2 separate regions of the Homo sapiens genome follow, and region 1 is linked to region 2. A link is a loop called in an ENCODE intact Hi-C map of the cell type or tissue named here. Cell type or tissue: HCT116. All regions are shown on one strand. Each heading gives the region's core, and the rest is flanking DNA. Links, peaks and the distances in the headings are about the cores only. Region 1 overlaps HIPK2 (homeodomain interacting protein kinase 2). Region 2 has its middle 17 kb from the start of KLRG2.

Region 1 (7,013 bases), core at 680-5,679, 120 kb before region 2:
TACTCATTCAGTTATTACATTTTTTATAATTAAAATAGACATTTTGAGTTGAAAATTAAATGAGTTTTTTTTCTTTTTCTTTTAATTTTTTTTTTTTTTTTTTTCCTGAGACAGGGTCTCACCCTGTCACCCAGACTGGAATATAGAGGCCTAATCATGACTCACTGTAGCCTCGACCTCACAGGCTCAAGTGATTCTCCGACCTCAGCCTCCTAAGTAGCTGGGACCATGCGCACGTGCCACCACAGCCAGCTAATTTTTATATTTTTTTTGTAGAGAATAGGATCTCCCTATGTTGTCCAAGCTGGTCTTGAGCTCTTGGACTCCACCCACCTTGACCTCCCAAAGTGCTGGGATTAAGGCGTGAGCCACCCCACCCAGACTAAAAGGGATTTTATTATCTTGAATATTAGCATTTGAGGAAAAGTAAGTTTAACTACAAGAAATGAATGAGAAGCGCTGTATAAATTCTGAAGGACACTTTTTGGTCGATTTTCAAGAATTTGGGTGGCTGAAGCCACTTGTGGCTTTCCTTTTCCCTGATGCTGGTTTCAGCACCACTTTTATACTTTACTTTTGTAGTTGGGGTTTTGTTTTGATACACAGATGCAATGGGGGAAGAAAAGGAGAAAATTTCTATTTCATGTAGCTGGACAAGACTTAGACAAGAAAATGAAGGCTGAAGTTGGTGAAAGAGGACGTATGTGTATACACGAAGGTAGCCAGTGATTACCTATCCTTGGCAAACTCCCTACCTCCCTAAGCTTCAGCCTTACTCGTGAAGTAGGGACGAGAATCATGTCTCCGTCTTATGGATGTTGCCGGACCGAGTGAGAGGTTGCAGAGTATTATTATTAGGACACTAATAAATGTTAACCACTATTATTAATTATTAGTATTATTACTGTTTCCATTACCTACCTGCACAACCCCTGTGGGAGAAAGTGTGGCAATAGGGTCACCATACTGGGTTGGAGAGTTCCTTGGCCGTCCCCTAGGTGGTGCTGGTGACCCAGGGTAGCTGAAGCAGGTGACTACAAGGGTTGTCTTTGGGAAAGGTGGAGGCGGGTTATAAGTGACTAGTTAATGTTCCCATTCAGAGAGCTTATACATTGGTTTGTGGGCCAGAAACCAGGCTGAGAGTTGAGAATGAGCAGTGATGCTGCAGGTGGACCTGATGTGAGAATGCAGTGTGAGCAGTCAGTTTTGTTGTGATATATAGAACCTATATGGAGAAAGGGTAGTAGGGCACTGGAGAAAATTCATCTGAATAACCGTGCCTGTTGCAAATGCACAGGCTTTGCACAAGCAATCCAAGAAACTTAGACCTAAAGTTTAGTTTCCCTGCTTGTCCTGTTTACTGAATTAACCCTTCTCTCCTTTCCTTTGTTTTCTCCCCTTCATCCCACGTTACCCTCTTCCCCTCCCCTTATGTCTCAATATGCCTCTGCCTTTTGCATGAACAGCGTCAAATCATGTTTCCAGAACATGGAGATCTGCAAGCGTCGGGTGAATATGTATGACACGGTGAACCAGAGCAAAACCCCTTTCATCACGCACGTGGCCCCCAGCACGTCCACCAACCTGACCATGACCTTTAACAACCAGCTGACCACTGTCCACAACCAGGTAAGTGGGAAACAGAAGGGAAGGAGAGGCGGGGCTGCACAGTGTGAGCCTCAGGACTTGTATTTTCCATCATACCTAGTCAGGAGGCAAAATTCCTGCTGTCATGTTCAACAACTAAACAAAGTATTTGCATCCAAGGTTATTTCCTTTGAGGGACCCAGGCACATTTTGTGTTGACTTCTGGCCCCATTGACAGGTCCCAGAAAGGACTGGTGAGGGCCATTCTTTCTGAGATGGTTCCCCTTACTGCTTTCCTCTGTCCTGATGTGGGAATAGGGGGAAGGGGGTGCTATGATCCTTTTATGCCTGATATGTGCCTGGTAAAGAATTCTAGAACTGGCCAGGCACAGTGGCTCATGCCTATAACCCCAGCACTTTGGGAGTTCAGGGTGGGAGGATCACTTAAAGCCAGGAAGTTCAAGAGTAGCCTGGGCAACACAGTGAGACGCCATCTCTACAGAAAATACAAAAAATTAGCTGGGTATGGTGGTGCATGCCTATAGTCTCAGCTACTCAGGAGGCAGAGGTGAGAGAAGTGCTTGAGCCCAGGACTTCAGGGCTACAGTGAACTATGATTATGTCATTGCACTCCAGCCTAGGGGACAGAGTGAGACCCCGTCTCAAAAAACAAAGAAAAAGATCATGGAAACATGGATTTAATCTAAAAAAAATAAAGATTCTAGAACTGGGAAGGACTCAGGGAATCACCCAGTTCAGGCCCTTCCCCTCGTCCCCACATGGCTGGATCTACCTGATCTCCTTTTGGGACAGATAAACCCTGTCCTTTCTCCGAGTCATGGAGAAAATCAGTTCATCAGCCTGTCACCAGAATCCCAGCAGCTGGAACTAAATGGGATCAGGAAGCTAAGGTTTTCTTCCCACAGATTTCCAGGAAATTGGCAGAAGGAGCAGCTAACATACTGCTTGAAACTTGGATGACACCCAGGCAATATTTATTGAATGAATAATCTCCAAGTCTGAGCTGAGACTGCCTCTAGTGTCTAAGAAACTGTAACTCCTACTCCCATCTTTCAATCCTCCTAGTTCCCCTAAAGAAGGGCCCCCAGATTTTTGTTCTTAATATCAATCTGGAATGAAAAGACTTCTGTGTGGATGTGTGTGTACCTGAAATGTGAATACCTTATGTCCATTCTTTTTGAAAGGTCCCTCCTGTCACTGAAGAGTCACTGCCCCCTGCTTTTCAGCCGCTCCCCTTCCCACCCTTTTCCCCTAGGCCATCCTTGTGGCACATTGGCCTGCTCAGGCCTAGCTTTTCTTCCCAGCCTGCCATCTCCCTTTGCCCAAATTCTAGGAGACACCACCTGGTATCTGCTGCCCTCTGGGGGCCGTTTGCATTCTTGAAGCTCTCCTTAGGGTGAAAGAGCTGTTGGGAGTCCGAAAACTAACCTTGCCCAGCCCTAAGGCTAAAGCATCCATAGCCAGACCTGTGAGCTTCTTGACAAAAATCAGCATGGTTTTGTTCATTACCTCCTTGAAGACATTTGTTTCTCCCACCAGCCCTCATGAGGCACCTGGTCTTAACTCCCTAACCCCAAACTACCTGTCCCCATCTAACATCTGCCCCATCAGGTATCAAAGGCATCTGTGAAACAGGAGGAAGGAGCACCCCTCCAATGCAGGCGTCATGTCAAGTGGAGTCTCCCCAGCAGGCTGTCCTTCCCATGGATGTCTTTCTGCCAGGCTGGAGAACTGTGGTCCCTGACCAGACGCGGGGTGGGGGGCCACCGCCATCTTGCTGGTGATATGACAGCCAGCATATCCACTCCAAAGGGTGTCGCAAAGACTCTGCAAAACTAAAAGGGTTGCTCATCAAAAGGCAGTTGTCAAATAAGAACACCCGTCTTCTCCACGGCACTGAGACCATCCAGATCTGGCTTGGGACTGGGGTGAAGTAGGAGTAGCTGGTAACTTAGTGTGATGCTTGGGCCAGAGTCGTGGGTAAGGGAAAATGACATCCCACAAAAGCAAAGGGTCCAAGAACAGGATTTCTGTTCTCTTGCATTGGATTCTACTACTCCCTACTTTTGAATACATCAGGAAAAAAAAATTACTCAGGACACACCTAGCCTTAAGCACTAAGGCATGCTTTCCCTCCACTGATACTGTTGTTATTAAATAACATCATTACTAATAGCTAACACTTATTATGTGCCAGGCTTTACTAAGCGTACCATAACTCTTAATCCTCCCAGCAACGTTGTGAGATAGGTTTTATTATTATCATTTCCATTTTAGAGGAGGAAACTGAGGCACCGAGTGATTAATTCTCTTACCCAAGGCCCTTGCTCGTTCATGAGAGGTGGGCTTAGGCTTTGCAGCCAGCAATCTGGCTTCAGAGTCTGGACTCTTAAAATATACATACACAGCAGCATAAGTAAGTCTTAAGTAAGTCTTATGGAGGTCCCCAAATGCCTTTCCTAGGTGATGTCTGCTCTTTAAATCCAACAAGACTTCTTCTGTTCATTGCTGGTTCTAGTAGCTAGCTTTCTACATGAGCTCCTTGGAGCTGTTTGCCCATTTAGATATTTAGAAGCAATACAATATATGCATAGTTTTATGTTAGAAGTTGAAGGACATTAAACTACTTAAAGAATCTCTTGCTACCTTTAACATATATCCAGTAGACTAACCAAAGAACCATTTCCCAAATGATCATGAATCTACAATCTTTTAGGTCTCAAGGAAGCTGGGTCAATAATTCATAACCCGTTAAGTCTCAAGGCAGCTGACTTCCTCTACTTTCTAAAACTTTCAGGTTACCCAGTTGGTAACATGTTGAATAATAAGTCTTCTCTCAGCTATTCCTTGTTTATCATGTGGATCAGCAACTTCTCTAACATTTCCGTGGAATTCTATTATTTGGACCTAGCCTTCTACCAAGAATTTGAATTTGAGTTTATAGACCAAGCTCAAACCCCTTCCTTCTGGAACCATTTGAACGTCTACTACAACTGCTTCCAGGAATCACTTCTTCCATTTTTGGAAAACCTGTGTCATCAATAAACTTGCTTTTTCACTAGGCACAGTGGTGCACACCTGTAATCCTAGCTATTTGGAAGGCTGAAGTGGGAGGACCACTTGAGTCAGGAGTTCAAGTCCAGCCTGGGCAACATAGCAAGACCCCAGTCTCTGATTTTTTTTAACTTGTTTTTTCTTGTTATTACTATCTGTCAGCTGCAAGAGCTCTTCCCAGTTCTCTGTGTGCTCCTCTCTGGCAAGTGATAGGCTAGCTACCTTTCTGAGAGCTAAAGGAGGATATACAGAAGTAGAAAACTTTTTGTTGCCCTCACATGGGCTTCTTCAACTGGTCCTTAAGCAGGGTTCGAAACTAGGGGAAAACCTTATGCATGTCTGATGGTCACACTGGAGACTGGGTCCATATCAGGACACAAGTGCCATTTGTCCTTGAGTCTACAGAGCTGGAAGATTCAGCCTCTCAAGGAGCTCATGGTCTCCATGGTGAGACAGGCTGTAAGCAAAAATAGTTTAATCAAAATGCAGAATAGCATGTACTAGGGGCCAGGTAGACAAACAGATTATGTGTTACAGAATCGAGAGGAAGGAGAGACCACTGCAGGCTGGAGGAAAACACCACTAAGACACAGCCCCTCCCTCCCAGGAGACTTTAGGCTGGAAAGACCAACTGTACTGTAAGGCAGATTGTAACAGGAGCTGGGCTAGAAGGCTATATTGTACTGTGTGATAGCAAAGGAAGGAGCAATTCATTTCCATTAATGGTGTCTGAAAGGGTTTCACAATGGGGCATGTGGGACCCAGGCTAGGCCTTAAAGCCCAAAGGCTTGGAGAGAATGCTATGGGTCAGAGAGCTTGTATGAAGGGAAAGGCCTGTGCTCACAGTATGCTTGGAAAACAATGAGTAAACTAATCTTGGTGTCAGAAGAGTGGAGAGCAGAGGGAGATAAGTCTAGAAGGTAAGGTTGGCCAAACCAGGGAAAACAGGGCACTAGACCAGGCGCATACCATGTTCATCAAGCTGTAATTGGGATTTTGGAGCAGGGGTGCTGACATGCACAAAGGTGTCTTGTGGAAAGAATGATCTACCCTCTGTGCTCAAGAAGGCTGGAAGGGAAGTAGAGACCAGAACATTTCTAGTCAGGGCCTTATAGGTCCCAGGCACCAGGAAGTCACAACTGAAAAGAGTCAGTGGATTCCAGGGACATCAGGAAGGAAGCAGCAGCAGGAGCAGTGGCTGGCAAGAAAGTGGAACCACCGAGCAGAAGTTTGGGAACCTAGAGGATACAGGTGCCAGGACCCCCAGCAGGGACACCCACAGGGGCTAAGGGCTGGGGGGAGTCTAGATATGAGCAGACCATGGGGAATGTGGAGGGTTGAGGGGGAAGAAGCCTCCGGAAGAGATCGCGATATGGAGAAAACAGGAAATACAAGTCATGTCATCTGACAAAACACAGACACTGATGCCCACATATGTACACACGTGTCCCAAGCAGACTATGCGACGCTGCAAAAGCACACCCACTTTAAAATATGTGGCTTAAAATCAGACATCTGTGCCACTCAATTTCGTGATTATTTTCAAACAAATCAATTTGCTTTGCAATGAAATTTAGCACAAAATCTAAGTATAGAAAACATATGTAAAATAAGACTTTGTCCTTTTTATCAAATGTGACATCCATACACACCCTACTTGAAATTCTATTTGTGTCCAAGATATCTTCGTGGTTTCTTCCTATGTATTCCCTGGTCCTTGTAACTTCTAGAGGCAAAACCTCTTGTAGACAGTGCTGAATGTGAAACCACTGGTAACCACCTATCTTGCTAAAGGATCAGTATGAAGGCTAAGATAGGGGAAACTGGAGAATTCCAAAGTTGGAATTTATTTTCCTTATACAGCCTCATTTTTCATGCAAGTTCAGTCTCAAGTGATGTCTTTTTCTGAAAAAGAAAGGCAAGAGGACATAATGTCAATGGCTTGTGTTTGTCAAAGCCACCTCCATTTCAGTTATCTGGACACACCAGCATCTTTTCTATCTGCCAGGCTTTGTCACTGCATACCAACATGAATGCATGGGATGCAGACACAAAGCCCCAGGCTCAACATGTCCCTCTCCCTCTCTGCATACATCTCCTGTACTTCTCTAAGCTTTGCAGCCATCTAAGGACATCTGTAAACAGTACTGCCCATAGTCCTGAGCCCCTCCTCGGCCCTGCTCTCCGCCTGTTGCATGTGCTCCTGTGCCAAGCTCTGGGTACTGAGACCATAGTCCTTTAGGGCCTGCAAGAGCCTCCCCCTGGATTTGTCCTCCCACATGTGGACTGCACCCACCAGGCCCGAGGGGAGTGTGAGCAGAGCTTGGACGTGCAGGCTGGCAGGTCCAGGC
Region 2 (7,013 bases), core at 988-5,987:
TAATTTTTGTATTTTTAGTAGAGACTGGGTTTCACCATGTTGGTCAGGCTGGTCTCGAACTCCTGACCTTGTGATCCACCCGCCTCAGCCTCCCAAAGTGCTGGGATTACAGGCATCAGCCACCGTGCCTGGAGTAAGGGCTCTCTTTATCAGAAGGGCATTACGCTTGACCTCCAAATTTGGCTGACAATCTACTGATAAGATGCATAGTCTTTGTGTTGCGCTGGTATTTTGACATGTTTGCTGGGTCCTGAGCCACATCCTGGAAGGCTAACATAATTTCTGGATCCTGCATGGCTGCAAGAATCTCTGGATCACTAAGAATTTCATTGAGTCCGGGGATTCTGGCCATTCCAGCCATGCCCCCTCCCATTCCAGACATTCTTCTGGGACAATTACCAGGCACTCCCGCAGGAAAGCCACTTGGAAAAGAGCAGTACTGAGCTCCTGACTGTCTTCTGGCTTCTTCCTCCCTCTGGGCTCTCTCATGCTCTTCTTGAGCCTTCTTAACTCTTTCTATTCTTTCTTTGATCTCTTGTTCTTCACGTTTTCGCTCATACTTTCTCCGATGTTCTGCAATTTTCTGTGCCCCAGGTTGAACTTCTTTCAGCATTGCACTAGCATCTTCATCATAATCCAATTGAAGGGAAAGTCTGTGTGCTTTCTCTCGACACTTGTAAGGCTGAGCTGAATCAGGAATTATTTCTTTTCTTTTCTTTTCTTTTCTTTTTTTTTTTTGAGATGGAGTCTCGCTCTGTCACCCAGGCTGGAGTGCAGTGGCACGATCTTAGCTCACTGCAAACTCCACCTCCCGGGTTCAAGCAATTCTCTGCCTCAGCCTCCCGAGTAGCTGGGATTACAGGCGCCTGCCACCACACCCAGCTAATTTTTGTATTATTAGTAGAGACGGGGTTTCACCATCTTGGCCGGGCTGGTCTTGAACTCCTGACCTCGTGATCCACCTGCCTCGCCCTCCCAGTGCTGGGATTACAGGCGTGAGCCACCGTGCCTGGCACAGTCTCGGATGGCAGCATTTGGCTTCTATAATTTGACGAAGACACCAGCCGTCTTGGCATACAAAATGGCCAAGTGAGGATTCAGCTTGATGGCATCTGGGAACAAGTCAATGGCTGTCTGCAGTTCACCATCATTTAGGGCTTCAATAGCAGCCACTTTCTCATTTGCCTGATCCATCATCTCCTCTGTTATCTCTGCATTCTCATCTCCCATTTCTTGAGGGGCATCAGTGCCTGGTTCAACCACACCTTCATTATCAATTTCTAGATCACTTTCCTCGCTTGATGGTTAGTCTGCCTTTAAGTCTTCCTTCACCTTCTTACTATCAGGTTTTTCTTCCTTGGTATTTTCTTCTGATTTAGCTTTCTGAGTAGCAGGTGGTACTTTACCCGCCATGCTCTCCACCCTCTCCCTTAGGAAATGCATTTTCTCGGCGTGCGGAACGCTCGGATCCTGCTTACACGTTTTCACAAAGGCCCGAAGCTCGTTCACTTTGCGGGGGTCCATGGTCGGGAGGCGGTGGGCAAGGCTGAGGGGCTGCGGCCCGGTTCCAGGCCCAGGCGCTGGCTCGGTGTGACCGTGCAGAAGGCGACTTTTGGTAATTATTATTAGGCGTTTTCCCTCGTCCAGACCTGAGACCTGAATTCAGCCCCCATGGGACAGAGTGAGGCACCATCGACCTCATGGAGATATTTCAGGGCTGACATTATATGATGCACATGAACATGGATTGCGAATGAAGGTAAGGTAAAGACTAGAGAAAGCTATCTCCAGATTGCTTTTCAAATATGCCCAGACCTTGATTCACATTTTAGGGGATAAAAGCAGGGTTCTTTTTTTCTTTTCCTCACATTCTATGATCCAATTAAATAGGTATCCAAAGTTGTATGAATAATCATTGTTTCCTGTAGTTTTAAAACTGTATTTTCATTTTGGTTCTTTTATTTATTTATTTATTTATTTTTTGGAGACAAGGTCTCACTCTGTCGCCCAGGCTGGAGTGCAGCGGTATGATCTCAGCTCACTGCAACCTCTGCCTCCTGGGTTCAAGTGATTCTCCTGCCTCAGCCTCTTGAGTAGCTGGGATTACAAGCGCGGGCCACTAGGTTCAAATAATTTTTGTATTTTTAGTAGAGATGGGATTTCACCATGTTGACCAGGCTGGTTTCGAACTCCTGGCCTCAAGCGATCCACCTGCCTCGGCCTTCCAAAGGCTGGGATTACAGGCATGAGCCACCGCGCCTGGCCCTGTATTTTCATTTTGATTAGGGCAAAAATGCAACCTTTAAATCTTTTTTCCAACTTTTATTTTAGATTCAAGGGGTACAGGTGCAGGTGTGTAAGCTGGACATATCATGTGATGCCGAGCTTTGGAGTACAAATGGTTCCTTCCCCCAAGTGCTGAGCACAGTACCCTATAGTTTTTCAACCCTTGCCCTTCTCCCTCCCCCATCTAGAAGTCCCCAGTGTCTATTGTTCCCATCTTTATGTCCATAATTACCCAATGTCTAGCTCCCACTTATAAGTGAGAAGATGCAACCGGCCAGGTGCGGTGGCTCACGCCTGTAATCCCAGCACTTTGGGAGGCCGAGGCAGGTGGATCACCTGAGGTCGGGAGTTCGAGACCAGCCTGACCAACATGGAGAAACCCCGTCTCTATTAAAAATACAAAATTAGCCGGGCGTGGTGGTGCGTGCCTGTAATCCCAGCTACTTGGGAGGCTGAGGCAGGAGAATCACTTGAACCTGGGAGGCCGAGGTTGCCGTGACCCAAGATGGCGCCATTGCACTCCAGCCTGGGCAACAAGAGCAAAACTCCATCTCAAAAAAAAGTGAAATAATGCATATTTGGTTTGTTTTCGGTTCCTGTATTAATTCACTTAGGATAATGGCCTCCAGCTGCATCCAGGTTGCTGCAAAGGACACGACACCTTTAAATCTTTATTTTCCCTGGTTTGGCTTTGGAAACAACAGGTTACAGCCTTTCTGAAGCCCCATCCCATTCTTCATTCTTTCCCAGTTTATTAACCCACAGGTGACACCAATGGCCTCTGAGAGCCTCGACCCTTGAACCCTGAGCAGACGCCCAGGAACCTGTGCCCGGCACATTCGCAGGGCAGAGCGAATTCACATCAAGCTCCCAAACATACATTGTTGTTGTTGTTGTTGTTGTGTTATGTAATTTCAGTTATTATTTAATTTACAAGCTGTGAGCACACAGAGCCACTCTGGTTCTGCCCTTGGATCGCCGCTCGCGCGCTGCCGAGGCCCACCTGGGCATCCCAAAGTGCTGGGATTACAGGCGTGAGCCAACGCCCCCCGCCGGAATAGCTTTTTTTTTTGAGACGTAGTCTCGCTTTTTCGCCCAGGCTGGAGTGCAGTGGCACGATCTCGGCTCACTGCAAGCTCCGCCTACCAGGTTCATGCCGTTCTCCTGCCTCAGCCTCCCGAGTAGCTGGGACTACAGGCGCCCGCCACCACGCCCGGCTAATTTTTTGTATTTTTAGTAGAGACGGGGTTTCACTATGTTAGCCAGGATGGTCTCGATCTCCTGACCTTGTGATCCGCCCACCTCGGCCTCCCAAAGTGCTGGGATTACAGGCGTGAGCCACTGCGCCCGGCCCGGAATTGCTCTTAGGAGTCACACCTCCTGAGTCTCCTGCTCTCTCCAGCCTTGCGTTGCCTTTCTGGCCTCAAGGCCCCCGCCTTGGAAAAAGTCCGCGTCCCCACGCTGCCTCTGCAAGCCTGGGTGCGAGCGAGGTCCCCCTTCGCTTTGCTTTCCTGTTACGCGCGGTCGCCCTCTAGTGACAACAAGGAAGCACTGCTACGTTCGGACGCGAAGCCTTCCACCGCTGCGGCTCTGGGCTTTTGGTCTGCGCAGGAGAGCTCCGCGGCCCCACAGTGCACCTCATCCGGGCCCTGGTGGGGAGCATCATTGGGTGCCCTTGGCTCTTCCGCAACACGAGTCCTGGGGCCGACTCCCCAGAGGAAGGCTGGTCTGATGCAAACACTGGATCATGTTGACTGAGCCCCCAGCGGCTCCAGAGCAGAAGACTTGTCTGGAAGTCCTGCGGGCTTAGGAAACCCCATCTTTTGTTGGCAGGTGGGAAAAGTGTTCAGAGATGGGGCCGGGTGCGGTGGCTCACGCCTGTAATCCCAGCACTTTGGGAAGCCGAGGCGGGCAGATCACTTAAGGCCAGGAGTTCGAGACCAGCCTGACAAACATGGCAAATCTTCGTCTCTATTAAAAATACAAAAATTAGCCCGGTTTAATGGTGCACGCCTGTAATACCAACTACTTGGGAGGCTGAAGCAGGAGAATCGTTTGAACCCAGAAGGTGGAGGTTGCCGTGAACCGAGATCGCGCCACTGCACTCCAGCCTGGGCAACAGAGCCAGATTCCGTCTCAAAAACAAAAACAAAAGAAAACTGTTCAGGGAGACAAGGATATCAGAGGGGGCTCCACCAGTGACTACGAGGCCTGCCCCCTGCCCTCCCTGAGGGCACCTCCATTATAGACCCTGAAGACAGGGAGAGCAGAACTCCTAGGTCCCAGAACAGTCTCCTCCGAGCTAGTCAGAACTACCTTGCCCCCCACCACCCTTCCCACAGGCACAGCCACAAGAAGCAAGCACCTTCTGCACCCAGCAAACCCGCAAGCATCCAGGCAGGGGAGAGACTTCCAAGGGGAAGGAGGTTTTGGTGGCCAAAACAGACCCTGAGTTAGCTTAGTGGCCAGAGAAACTGAGGGTCTGCAGAAGGCCAGGTGGGCCTGGTCAGCGCACCTGAGTCGTCACAGTCTTTGCCGAGGTCACCCCTTCAACTTTTGAAATACATTTTCTCCATCATCATTGTGAAGATCTCTCAAAACTGACAATAGCTTCAATGCCTGTTTTAGTTGATGTGTTTTGCCTGCAGACATGTGAAAGTTTTCTGCCTGAATATCACAGTGTGCCATTCTCAAGTGCAATGATCAGACTAGCTGTCATGCTGGCTGAGTCAGGGTATTTAACTCTGGTATTAAATCTGGATAAAAGTCACCCATCATCTCAGTTTGGGGCTCTGAAGAATCAGGTGGAAAACAGCCCTCCCATGGCCTGTGAAAGCGTCCTGGGCAAAAATGCAGTGGAATCAATAAGCCAGCTGGTGGAGCTCCCGCCTGGAACCAGGGCTCCTTATGTTGTTGTTCATGAGTGGGCTTCAGGTTGTGACCCCCTGAAACTGAAATGTATAGGTATTTACTAGGGAGAGGGTTCCCAACTTTTACTGGAGTTTCCAAGGAATCTATATACAAACCAATTTGGAACTACTTCCCTAGAAACTCCCATTACCCACAAGTGAAATAATAAACCGATTTTTCCTGAAGTGTAAAAGGTTCATCACGAAACTAGAATTGTTAGCAATGAAAGCAAAGCTTTAAACTTGACAATGGTCGATCTCCCAAGCTGGGCCTTGAAATTCCCATCAGAGTTATATATGTGGATTTATAAAGTGCAGTCTGAGCCCCCGTGATCACAAAATGGCAAATGATTTTGTCCTCGGGGGCCTGGTGTCTCTGATGGGTACTCAGTAGTAGGAGTGTCTATTCCCTTAGGGAGGAGGGTGGACCTCAGTGGATCCATGGACTTGGTCCCAAGATCGTTAGAGATGTTAGATTTGTCCCTTAGAAGATCACTTCTATATATCGGAGGCAGTGACTCATGCCTGTAATCCCAGTACTTTGGGAGGCTGAGGTGGGCGCATCACTTGAGCTCAGGAGCTCGCGACTAGCCTGGGCAACTTCGCAAAACCCGTCTCTAAAAAAAAAAAAAAAAAAAAAAAATTAGCCTGGTGTAGTAGCACACACCTGTAATCGCAGCTGCTCAGGAGGCTGAGGCATGAGAACCATTTGAACCTGGGAGGCGGGGATTGTAGTTAGCAGAGATCGAGCCACTGCACTCCAGCCTGGGCAACAGAGTGAGACTCTGTCTCAAAAAAAAAAAAAAAAAGACGGTCACATCTACGGAAGGGTTTTGTTCACTTCAGCCAGAGCTAAGTGATGGCTGACAATTTCCACTTGTCTGACGCCCTCATGATGTTTTTTTGTTTGTTTGTTTGTTTGTTTGTTTTTTGAGATGGGGTCTCGCTCTGTTGCCCAGGCTGGAGTGCAGTGGCACAATCTCAGCTCACTTTAACCTCCGCCTCCTGGGTTCAAGCGATTCTTCTCCCTCAGCCTCCTGAGTAGCTGGGATTACAGGTGCCTGCCACCACGCCTGGCTAATTTTTGTATTTTTAATAGAGGTGGGGTTCTATCATGTTGCCCAGGCTGTTCTCGAACTCCTGAGCTCAAGTGATCCGCCCACCTCAGCCTCCCAAAGTGCTGGGATTACAGACAAGAGCCACTGCGTCCGGCTTCAAGATGTTTATGATTAGGACCCAAACTGGTCCAACTTTCTTTCTCATTCTCCCATTCATCTGACCCTGATCCTCCTCTACTCTTCACCCTTAACATATTTATATCTGCTTAGAATTCAGCAAAGCGAAACTCTGCATCCTGAAAACCTGAGCAGGCATTTTGGACCACATGTTCATGGCAACATAATCTGGATCATATTCACTGGGTCTGTGGTAGGGAACGTTCTCACTTTGCATTAAGAAAAGGACAACCAGATACCAACTTTTAGAAAATGAAATTAAAAATTTTAGCAAAGCATTTAAACTATTTTCTTTTTTTTTTTTTTTTTGAGATGGAGTCTCGCTCTGTCACCCAGGCTGGAGTGCAGTGGCGCAATGTCGGCTCACTGCAACGTCCACCTCCCAGGTTCAAGCAATTCTCCTGCCTCAGCCTCCTGAGTAGCTGGGACTGCAGGCGTGCACCACGTCCAGCTAATTTTTTCGTATTTTTAGTAGATACGAGGTTTCACCATGTTGGTCAGGCTGGTCTCGAACTCCTAATCTCAAATGGTCCACCTGCCTCGGCCTCCCAAAGTGCTGGGATTACAGGCATGAACCACCATG

Evidence for each region. A loop is a pair of places that touch in the nucleus more often than their neighbours do. Peaks named below come from ENCODE experiments on the same cell type or tissue, not always from the same donor. Only the 100,000 strongest peaks of a DNase experiment are listed, where the experiment ranks them.
Region 1: it touches region 2 in a loop (6-fold over the local background); 37 of 110 quality-filtered maps call a loop at or near these places.

The regions. Positions count from the first base shown.
Region 1 is chr7:139,615,017-139,622,029 of GRCh38, reverse strand. HIPK2 (homeodomain interacting protein kinase 2) reads left to right here. Exons shown (of 15, transcript NM_022740.5): 7 at 1,467-1,629. LOC105375530 (a long non-coding RNA gene) reads right to left here. Exons shown (of 4, transcript XR_001745383.2): 4 at 6,477-6,567. Among named protein-coding and RNA genes, the nearest start is that of CLEC2L, 95 kb to the right of the region's middle. RefSeq lists an enhancer at 1,080-1,139. In HCT116, for the core only: CTCF peaks have their summits at 988 (motif pointing right) and 2,978 (motif pointing left); DNase peaks (open chromatin) are centred at 1,009 and 2,949.
Region 2 is chr7:139,496,965-139,503,977 of GRCh38, reverse strand. It overlaps the pseudogene ST13P17. Among named protein-coding and RNA genes, the nearest start is that of KLRG2, 17 kb to the right of the region's middle. In HCT116, for the core only: a CTCF peak has its summit at 3,812 (motif pointing left); a DNase peak (open chromatin) is centred at 3,777; H3K4me3 peaks cover 1,203 bases; H3K27ac peaks cover 466 bases.